Linked DNA regions of Homo sapiens: region 1 is linked to region 2. The links are chromatin loops, found by intact Hi-C in ENCODE. Cell type or tissue: heart left ventricle. All regions are shown on one strand. Links, peaks and the distances in the headings refer to the core of each region. The heading gives the core; the rest is flanking DNA.

The links. Peaks named below come from ENCODE experiments on the same cell type or tissue, not always from the same donor. Only the 100,000 strongest peaks of a DNase experiment are listed, where the experiment ranks them.
Region 1: a loop joins it to region 2, with 2.1 times the contacts of the local background. A loop is called at or near these places in 14 of 110 quality-filtered maps.

Annotation. Positions count from the first base shown.
Region 1 is chr11:118,762,111-118,767,479 of GRCh38, reverse strand. It overlaps DDX6 (DEAD-box helicase 6), which reads left to right. Exons shown (of 14, transcript NM_004397.6): 6 at 2,125-2,271; 7 at 4,174-4,268. Among named protein-coding and RNA genes, the nearest start is that of DDX6, 26 kb to the left of the region's middle. In heart left ventricle, for the core only: no CTCF peak of the experiment used is centred there; no DNase peak of the experiment used is centred there.
Region 2 is chr11:118,687,632-118,693,000 of GRCh38, reverse strand. It overlaps LOC105369519 (a long non-coding RNA gene), which reads right to left and starts at 3,452. Exons shown (of 4, transcript XR_007062909.1): 1 at 3,366-3,452; 2 at 1-49. It also overlaps the pseudogene TREHP1. RefSeq lists enhancers at 493-752, 2,804-2,923, 4,408-4,922, 4,923-5,369. In heart left ventricle, for the core only: a CTCF peak has its summit at 2,722 (motif pointing right); DNase peaks (open chromatin) are centred at 314, 2,740, 3,040 and 3,504; H3K4me3 peaks cover 1,424 bases; H3K27ac peaks cover 506 bases.

The sequences.
Region 1 (5,369 bases), core at 144-5,143, 74 kb before region 2:
CCTAGGCAGTGGGGAATAAAAAATTTTCATAGTTATATTCAATGTAAGTTAATGGAATTAAGATTTCATCTCTGAAACTTTACATTTTTAGCTTTCGTGATCTGTAATTATCTTTTCTTCCCACTTTCATATGATGTAAATAGAGCCTAGGTAGCAGGAGTTTCCTACCTAGGTATTTTACACAGTGAATCTGACTCAAATGTAGTTGGGGCTTTTAGAAATATTGTTAATAAACTTTGAGCTAATAGTTGCGAACTCAACATGCTGAAAGTTTGTAATTAAGAACAGTATTGGCTGGGTGTGGTGGCTCACGCCTGTAATCCCAGCACTTCGGGAGGCCGAGGCAAGGCAGATCACCTGAGGTCAGGAGTTCAAGACCAGCCTCGCTAACATGGTAAAACCCTGTCTCTACTAAAAATACAAAAATTAGCTGGGTGTGGTGACATGTGCCTGTAGTCCCAGCTACTCAAGGAGGCTGAGGCAGGAGAATTGCTTGAACCTGGGAGGTGGAGGTTGCAGTCAGCCAAGATCATGTCACTGCACTCCAGCCTGGGTAACAGAGCGAGATCTGTCTCAAAACGAAGAAGCAGCAGCAGCAGAAGGCCAGGTGCAGTGACTCACACCTGTAATCCCAGCACTTTGGGAGGCCAAGGCAGGAGGATTGCTTGAGGTCAGGGGTTTGAGACCAGCTGGGCCAACATGATGAATCCCCGTCTCTACTAAAAATACAAAAAATTAGCTGGGTGTGGTGGCGGTTACTCAGTAGGCTGAGGCAGGAGAATTGCTTGAACCTGGGAGGCAGAGGTTGCAGTGGGCCGAGATGGCAGCCACTGCACTTCAGCCTGGACAACAGAGCAAGACTCCATCTCAAAAAAAAGAAGAGGAAGAGTTTAATATTTATATAATAGTATTGCTGAGGGAGAGTCTAAATCTGGGACACTATAATAGGTTCTCTTTTCATAAAGAGATTTGTACATTTGAGTTTTCATAATGTCCTGTGTAATGATTCAACTTTTTATTTTTATTTCTTAATTTTTTTGGCGGGGGAGACAGAGTCTTGCTGTGTCACCCATTCTGGAGTGTGGTGTCATGATCATAGCTTAATGCAGTCTTAATCTCCCAGGCTGATGTGATCCTCCTGCCTCAGCCTCCCCAGAAGCTGAGACTATAGGCACATGCCACCATTCCCAGCTAATTTTTTTCATTTTTTTTTTTAGTAGAGATGGGGTCTTGCTATGTTGCCCAGGCTGGTCTTAAACTCCTGAGCTCAAACGATCCTCCTGCCTCAGCCTCCAAAAGTGCTGGGATTCTAGGCATGAGTTACTCACTGTGCTGCCCAGCCCAATTTTTTAATACATCTCGGTATCTAGATTATAAGGGGCAGTGTTTCTTTTCTTTTTTTTTATTTGAGACGGAGTTTCGCTCTTGTTGCCTGGACTGGAGTGCAGTGGCACAATCTCGGCTCACCACAATCTCTGCCTCTCGGGTTCAAGCGATTCTTCTGCCTCAGCCTCCCAAGTAGCTGGGATTACAGGCATGTGCCACCCACGCCCAGCTAATTTTGTATTTTTAGTAGAGATAGGGTCAGGCTGGTCTCAAACTCCCGGCCTCAGGTGATCCACCCACCTTGGCCTCCCAAAGTGCTGGGCTTATAGGTAGGTGTGAGCCACCGTGCCTAGGCTATTTTTTTTTTCTTTCTTTCTTTTGAGACTGAGTCTCACTCTGTCGCCCAGGCTGGAGTGCAGTGGCGCGATCTTGCCTCACTGCAGCCTCTGCCTCCGGGTTCAAGTGATTCTCCTGCCTCAGCCTCCTGAGTAGGTGGGACTACAGGTGCGTGCCACCACGCCTGGATAATTTTTGTATTTTTAGTACAGATGGGGTTTCACCATGTTGGTCAGGCTGCTCTCGAACTCCTGACCTCAGGTGATCTGCCCACCTTGGCCTCCCAGAGTGCTGGGATTACAGGCGTGAGCCACTGCATCATAAGGTGCAGTTACAGGTGTGAGCCACTGCATCATAAGGCGCAGTATTTCTATAGCTTCTTAAATTTTGTAAATAATGATGTATAGCATGTTCTCCCACCTCACCCCATATTTTCTTATATATTCCTTGATACTGTTTCAGCAATGGTGATTGTTCCCACTAGAGAACTTGCTCTACAGGTCAGTCAAATTTGCATCCAGGTCAGCAAACACATGGGAGGGGCCAAAGTGATGGCAACCACAGGAGGAACCAATTTACGAGATGACATAATGAGGCTTGATGATACAGGTAAGAAATGATTACTAAAAGGTAGTGTAGCTCTCTGTTATTTTAGTCACAAGTATTTCAGTAAATTATTAAAAATTGTTTTTAAGAATTAAGGAACAGAAATACTGCAGTAAGAAAAGGAAATGACCACTGCATTCAAGCGAAAAAGACAAATTACCATAATTGAAAACGATATTTGACTTTATTAGTAATTGTAAAACAGCAAGTTTATAATAATTTTACCTGTTTAATTGGTAAAGCTAAAAGTATTAGTAGACGATAATGTGAGTTTGTGGACAAATAGGCTACATTGTAAATGTGGGGGTGTAAACTTACATCTCTATCATGGGCAATTTGGGAGTATATTTTAAAATTATAAATGTATATATAATGTGTGTGTGTGTGTGTATATTTTTTTTTTTTTTGGAGATGGAGTCTTGCTCTGTTGCCCAGGCTGGAGTGCAGAGGCGCAATCTTGACTCACTGCAATCTCCGCCTCCCAGGTTCAGGCCATTCTCCTGTCTCAGTCTCCTGAATAGCTGGGATTACAGGCTCCCGCTACCACGCCAGGCTAAATTTTTGTGTTTTTAGTAGAGACGGGGTTTCACCGTATTAGCCAGGATGGTCTCGATCTCCTGACCTCGTGATCCACCTGCCTCAGCCTCCCAAAGTGCTGGGATTACAGGCGTGAGCCACCGTGCCCGGCCATAAATGTATATTTTTAAGAATCTTTCCTGAAGAAAAAAGTTGGGTAAATGCAGGGCTGTAGGTACAAAGTTGTTTGCTATGGGGTGGTATTGTCGTGCCGAAAAATTGGCCAACTTAGAAGGAGATTGGCTAACTAAATACGTTAAGGTATAATCTGAATAGGATTCTACATAGTCATTAAAGAGTAAAGTTGACCTGTATTCATTTTCATGAAGAGGTTTCATGATACATTGCCGAGTGGAAAAAGGTAACAAAACAGCAAGAATGAGATCACTCATATAAAATTATATCTTGATTTTAGTTAGAATATTATATATGATAATTATGTGATACATTCTTTGTATTGCATAGGTTTTTAAAAAATTATCTTGTTTGATCCTTTTAACAATACTCGGCTCACTGCTCTAGATTAGAGGCATTGCTCTTATGTCAGAAGTCTGGTGTGCCTTCTGCTATTAATTGAGAATTATCCTAAGACAAGAAAGTATGCCTACTGTTGAAAGCAGCAGGTGATTTAGGAAGCTGTACCCCACCCAATGTAGAGGTGAAACAAATATTTTTTAAGCATCCTGTGGTGAAATGGAAGTCTTTATCCTAAAACACATCTTTGTGCCTTTTTGTGTTATTTCCACCTCTATAACACAATGTGTTTCTTCTCTTTCTTTCTTTTTTTTTTTTTTTTTAATTTGAGACACAGTCTTACTCTGTTGCTCTGGCTAGAGTGCAGTGGTGTGATCTCGGCTCACTGCAACGTCTGCCTCCTGGGTTCAAGCGATTCTCCTACCTCAGCCTCCTGAGTAGCTGGGATTACAGGCTCCCACCACCACACCCAGCTAATTTTTGTATTTTTAGTAGAGACAGGGTTTCACCGTGTTGGCCAGGCTGGTCTCGAACTCCTGACCTCATGTGATCCACCCACCTCGGCCTCCCAAAGTACTGGGATTACAGGGATGAGCTACTGCACCCGGCCTAGTTGTTTCTAATAAAAGATAGTCATGTGCTGCATACAATGTTGTGGTCAGTGACGGCTGCACGTATGTCGGTGTTCCCATAAGATTATAATGGAGCTATACAATGGAGTAGGCTATACCATCACATAGCAATGCATTTCTCAGAATTATCATTAAGCAGCTCAGGACTGTAATATTATAAACCTTTATCCTCTTTGCTCAAATTAAAATTAATGAGAATGTATGTTTTCTAAATCTTGCATAGTGCACGTGGTGATTGCTACCCCTGGGAGAATCCTGGATCTTATTAAGAAAGGAGTAGCAAAGGTTGATCATGTCCAGATGATAGTATTGGATGAGGTAATGTCTCTTCATTTGGCATTATACTGTTCTGTACTTTTCTGTGCTTTGCTTATAACTGCCAGTGAATGAAGCAAAAGCTGCTTGTGTTTATGATCTAATAAACACATAAACAATCAGTTTAAATTAATTTGCTTATAAAATGTGTTTTACCCGTCAGAGGGAGTAGATTATAGGCATTCATTGGAATTCAGCATTTTGTCTTTTTCTTAGAGATAGCAGACATTAGGTTTTAATTTTTTAGTAGAGGAGTGAATAACCTCAATGCCAAATTTATTCTAAGTCTCTTTCTGCTCTGTGATTAATTTTTAAAAGCATATAATATATATTGTCTCTTCTCATTTTGTGCATACTACTTTGTACTGTTTGGTTTTTAATCTCTGTTACATGTATTATCTCACCATGTTATAAATGCCTTTTAAAAACTTATTAAAATCTGTAGTCCTGGGATCTAGCCATGTTTTGTACATGTACAGATGGTCCCTGACTTAAGATGGTTCACTTTACAGTTTTTCAGTGGAAGTGATAAGCTTTCATTAGAAACTGTACTTTGAATTTTTAAGATTGATATTTTTCCTGGTTAGTAATATGCTATATGATACTCCCATGATGCTGGGCATCAGCAGCAAACTGCAGCTCCCAGTCAGCCACATGATGATTGAGGGCAGACAGCCGATACTCTACAGTATACGGCGTTGCAGGTGATTTTGCCCAACTGTAAGCTAAGGTAAGTGGAGCATGTTTAAAGGAGGCTAGGCTGAGCGATGATGTTCAGTAGGTTTGGGTAATATTTTCAACTTAGGATGAATTTATCAGAACATAATCCCATTGTAAGTCAAGGAGGATCTATAGTGATCAGCGTTGTTAATGTTTTGACATGAGGTTATTTTCACATTTGGGTTGAGGTTTATTATTATTATTATTATTTTTTTTTTTTTGAGACAGACTCACTCTGTCACCCAGACTGGAGTGCAGTGGCGTGATCTCGGCTCACTACAACCTCTGCCTCCCCGCTTCAAGTGATTCTTATGCCTCAGCCTTCTGAGTAGCTGAGATTACAATTATGTACCACCCACGCTCAGCTAATTCTTGTATTTTTAG
Region 2 (5,369 bases), core at 83-5,082:
AGTGTCCCCGGAGATCAACTAACACTGCGAATCCCTGGGACTGCAGAGCCTGTGGGGGAGAAAGGGAATGTAACTTGAGTTGGGGTCACTTGGTTGCATCTGAATTTGCTGGTATTGGGCTGTGGCAGTGGAACTCCTGGCCTGGCAGGGAGATGCCTAGTTGTCTGGGCATGGTAGCTCCCTCACCCCATGCCCTGTTCCCACGGGGAGAGAGGAAGCCGCAGTGGTTGAGGTGAAAACCAGAGGTCGTGCAGCCCTGGCAGACAGAGGCAACCACGGACAGCTGCAGCAGGCTGGTGACTGGCCCACAGGCACCCTCCACACCCTTGCTGCAAAAATTGCTGTCGTGTGCAGAATTTCGGAAACGTGCAAAGCCTGAGAGTGGGTGCTCAGGAGCCCTCCCTGGTGTGTGCAGGCAGCCCTCGGTGACTCAGCCCAAACCCCAACCATGGGCATCAGGCAGCTGAGGGCTAAAAAAAAAAAAAAAAAAGTTTCTGATGTACAGATGGCTGTGGTTTGAGTAGAGGAGTAGGAGGAGAGAAATGGAGCCTTCCTTGTCTTGCTCCAAGCTCTGGTTGAGGCGTAGGCCCTGCTCTGGGAGGAGGAGGCGGCAATGAGGCACACAGGCTGGGGGTCAGGCTGCGAAACAGCAAGCCTGCCCCTTGGTGGTCTGCCCGCTGCCCTACCTGTGTCCTCCCCACCAGCTCCTCCTCTCCTCTTGTTTCAGGGAGTTCTCTCCTCCTCTGTCTCCCCTCACTGCAGGCTCATGTCCTGTTTACCCTCTGGGATCTCTCCTGTCCAAGGATGACTCAGAGATGGGCCTGGAACATCAGGAGAGCCGGAATGCAAGAAAATAGAGATGAGTTCGGGCCTGCCCTCATGACCAACCCACCAGCCTTGGGCAAATCCCGGCAACCACTGTGTGGTTCTCTGCAGAATGAGAGGCTTGGCCTGAATGAACTTGAGGCCCCTTGTGCAGTCATAATAGGCCCCATAATAGGCACTGGACCTGCAGGCCTGATACCAGATGCAGCTGCCAGAGCCTGGCCTGAGGTCCAAGAGCCCACTGGCCAGAGCCGGTCCTCCCTCCCTCTCCTCCTCCAAGCTGCCCCTTGAACTGTGCAGGCCTCTTCTCAGGATTGTTCTAGCAAACTTTCTGCTCCAGCTTCCTAGTCTGGGTGTGAGAGGCGGCCTAAGGGCCTGACCACAGCACCCGGGCTCAAGCCCTGACCCTAATATTCTCTCTGTGACCCAGGGCAGGTCAAGGCTCTTTCCTGAGCCTGAGTTTCCATCACCAGGGACAGAGATGAGTGACCCTGTCCTGTCTCCTGGACTCAGGCGATGTCCACCCTTCGTTCCACATGGATTTATGGAGCTGTGGCCACATCAGCCACTTTACCAGCTCCTGCAAGAACAATAATAATAGAAGAAAAACAGCTGGGCACGGTGGCTCATGCCTGTAATCCCAGCACTTTGGGAGGCCAAGGTGGGAGCTATCATCTGAGGTCAGGAGTTCGAGACCAGCCTGGCCAACATGGTGAAACCCCATCTCTATGAAAAATACAAAATTAGCCGGGCATGGTGGCGCACGCCTGTAATCCCAGCTACTCGGGAGGCTGAGGCAGGAGAGTCGCTTGAACTTGGGATGTGGAGGTTGCAGTGAGCCAAGATCGCGCCATTGCACTCCAGTCTGGGCAACAAGAGAGAAACTCTGTCTCCAATAATAATAATAATAATAGAAGCAAAACAGTAACAGAAGCACGGTTTGAAGTAGAGAGAAGTTAGGGCCCGCTGGTGTGGGTGAGCGGAGGGTGTGTTAGAGAGGATGGGGAGGGAAGGTGTCTCTGAGGAGGTGATGTGTGAGCAGAATTGTGGCAGGAACCATTGCTGAGCTGATCTGGGAGAGGACAGTCCAGGCACGGAAAGGGCCGTGCAGAGGCCCTGAGGCACTGTTCAGGGATTGGGAAGAAGGCCTGTGTGACTGGGGCAGAGTGGGAACAGGTCCAGGGAAAGCGGGGCTCCAAGCAAGAGGGTCTGGGCTTGGGCTCCAGTGGTAGGACTAGGGACGGGATAAAACCCCAAACCCTTTCCCCAGATGAGGGGATGTGGATGAGCAAAGTAGCTCAGGACGGGGCTGAGCAAGCAGTAGCCCTGATTCCTCCTGAGACGGAGGCCTGGCCCAGGAGCTCAGGGAAGGAGAGCCCAGCAGGCAGTGAACATCTACCCAGTGGTGCCAGAGACAGTGCAGGCAGCCCAGAGGAGACAGGACAGGCTGGGGTTTCCTGGGGAGGGTGGGGAGACTTCCTGGAGGAGGTGAGGCGTTAGAGTAGATGCTGCCCGTCTGACCTCAGAAGTTCTTTCTAGAGGGCTCCTGTAGGGCCCAAAGGCAGCACTGCCCCAGGGAACGACTCCCAGGCCACAAAGTACAGAATCCTGCCGGCGCAGCGCTTGGCCGCCCTGAACACAGTCCTGTGGGATGAGCAGACCAGTGCCTGGTTCGACTACGACCTTGAGAACAAGGAGAACCGGGAGTTTTACCCATCCAACCTCACTCCACTCTGGAACGGGTGTTTCTCTGACCCTGGCGTGGCGGACAAGGCTCTGAAATACCTGGAGGTGAGGGCACAGAAGGTGGCTCTGGCCCACTGCAGGCAGCACTGCCCCCTCCCGACCCTGAGCAGGACCTGCAGGGGAGGCCGCTTCCTCCGGCTGTGCCCCTTGTCCCAGCCGGCAGGTCCCGCGGAGCCACCGGGGGGCAGCTGTGAGCCGAGAAGAGAAGGGCCAGGAAAGGGACATCTGGCTTCCCGCCGGGCCCAGCGTCCTGGCTCCCAGTCCAGCCCCACCCACAGTCACGGGAATGTCTGGAACCTTCTAGGGCAGCCAGATCCTGATCTACCAATATGCCCCAGAATTGGATCCGAACCAACTTTGATGTCTACCAGCAAGTCAGCCATGTATGAGAAGATGAGCTGGCCTGAGCCCTCCCCGTACCCCCAGGGCGTCCCCGTGGTGAGGCGGGAGGGTCAGGCTTGGCAGGGCTCAGGGCAAGCGCAGCTGGGATGGTGGCGGCGCCCAGTGGGCACTCCTGGGCACTGCAGGGGCTGCTGGGAGGCAGAGCGGCTTCTCCCGACAAGGATCCCGTTGTTTGTTGTCCCTGTGGCTGGGGGTGGGTGGGGTGGGGGCAGTGCCTGACCTACGGCCCGCCCTCTTATTCCCAGTATGACATTAGCAACGGTGGAGAGCCCGGTGGCGGAGGGGAGTATGAAGTTCAGGTGAGCAGGCCAGGGGTGGGCTGGCCATCACCCTACAGGAAACTCCTGGGCTCTGCTGCCCACGATCCCCGCCCCAGGCCTCAGTGTGCTCACCTGCATGTGGGCCTGGAGGAGGAGCTGACTGGTGCTCCCTGTACCGCTAGGGTTAGGCAGGGCCAGTGCCCCTGGGAAGAGAGCCCACAGCCCCCACTGAGAGGTGACAGCGTGCTGGCAGTCCTCACAGCCCTTGCTCGCTTTTGGCGCCTCCTCTGCCTGGACTCCCACTTTGGCGGCACTTGAGGAGCCCTTCAGCCCACCGCTGCACTGTGCGAGCCCCTTTCTGGGCTGGCCAAGGCAGGAGCCCACTCCTTCAGCTTGCAGAGAGATGTGGAGGGAGAGGCGAGAGCGGGAACCGGGGCTGCGCGCGGCGCTTGCGGGCCAGGTGGAGTTCCGGGTTGGCGTGGGCTTGGCGGGCCCGCACTAGGAGCAGCCGACCGGCCCTGCTGGCCCCGGGCAATGAAGGACTTAGCACCCGGGCCAGCGGCTGCGGAGGGTGTACTGGGTCCCCCAGCAGTGCAGGCCCACTGGCGCTACGCTCGATTTGTCACCGGGTCTTAGCTGCCTTCCCCCAGGGCAGGCCTCGGGACTGCAGCCCGCCATGCCTGAGCCTTCCCCCGCCTCCCTGGGCTCCTGTGCAGCCCGAGCCTCCCCAAGGAGCACTGCCCCCGCTCCACGGTGCCCAGTCCCATCGACCACCCAAGGGCTGAGGAGTGCGAGCGCACGGCACGGGACTGGCAGGCAACTCTACCTGCAGCCGGGGTGCGGAATCCACTGGGTGAAGCCAGCTGGACTCCTGGGTCTGGTGGAGACGTGGGGAACCTTTATGTCTAGCTCAGGGATTGTAAATACACCAATCGGCACTCTGTATCTAGCTCAAGGTTTGTAAACACACCAATCAGCACCCTGTGTTTAGCTCAGGGTTTGTGAGTGCACCAATCGACACTCTGTATCTAGCTGCTCTGGTGGGGCCTTTGAGAACCTTCCTGTCCATACTCTGTATCTAACTAATCTGATGGGGAAGTGGAGAACCTTTGTATCTAGCGCAGGGATTATAAATGCACCAATCAGCGCCCTGTCAAAACAGACCACTGGGCTCTACCAATCAGCAGGATGTGGGTGGGGCCAGATAAGAGAATAAAAGCAGGCTGCCCGAACCACCAGCGGCAATCTGCTGACGTCCTCTTCCACACTGTGGAAGCTTTGTTCTTTTGCTCTTTGCAATAAATCTTGCTACTGCTCACTTTTTGTGTCCACACTGCTTTTATGAGCTGTAACACTCACCACGAAGATCTGCAGCTTCACTCCTGAAGCCAGCGAAACCACGAGCCCACCGGGAGGAACGAACAACTCCAGACGTGCTGCTTTAAGAACTGTAACACTCACCGTGAGGGTCCGTGGCTTCATTCTTGAAGTCAGTGAGACCAAGAACCCACCAATTCCGGACACACCACCAAGGGTTTGGGGCTTCCCCAGAAACCTGGCCCCACTGCCCTGCCTCTCCCAGGAGGGCTTTGGCTGGATGAATGGCGTGGTCCTGATGCTACTGGACTGCTGTGGTGACCGGCTGACCTTAGGGGCCCAGCTGGCTTTCTTGGAGCCCCACTGTCTGGCGGCCACCCTTTTTCCCAGCCTCCTGCTCAGCCTTCTGCCACAGTGACAGCCCTCCCCTCCTCACCTGGCCCCAGCTCCTGTCCCATTAAACCTCTGCACCAGTTCCTGTCTTCCCCTGCCTCTTCATGCCCTCCTACCTCCCAGCCTGTCCTCTGATCAGAGTGAGGTGGGGGGCAGGGTCATGACCTGGAGGGCATGGGTAGGGGCCTAGCTCCCTCCTGGAACCTTCAATAGGGTGGAAATCCTGCTCTGGGGGGAAGACCTATCCCTCCTACCCCAAGTGCCCCAGCGCCAAGCCCCACACCTCCAGCCTTCCACTCACTTCCTTAGTCTGAAGGCTTTACAAATACTGAAAACCCCAGCCTGGGCCCAGGCAACCAAGGGCTCAATGCTGGGAAGGAGAGCAGGGGAGGTGGGGCCCGAAGAAATATGTATAATTTATTTCTG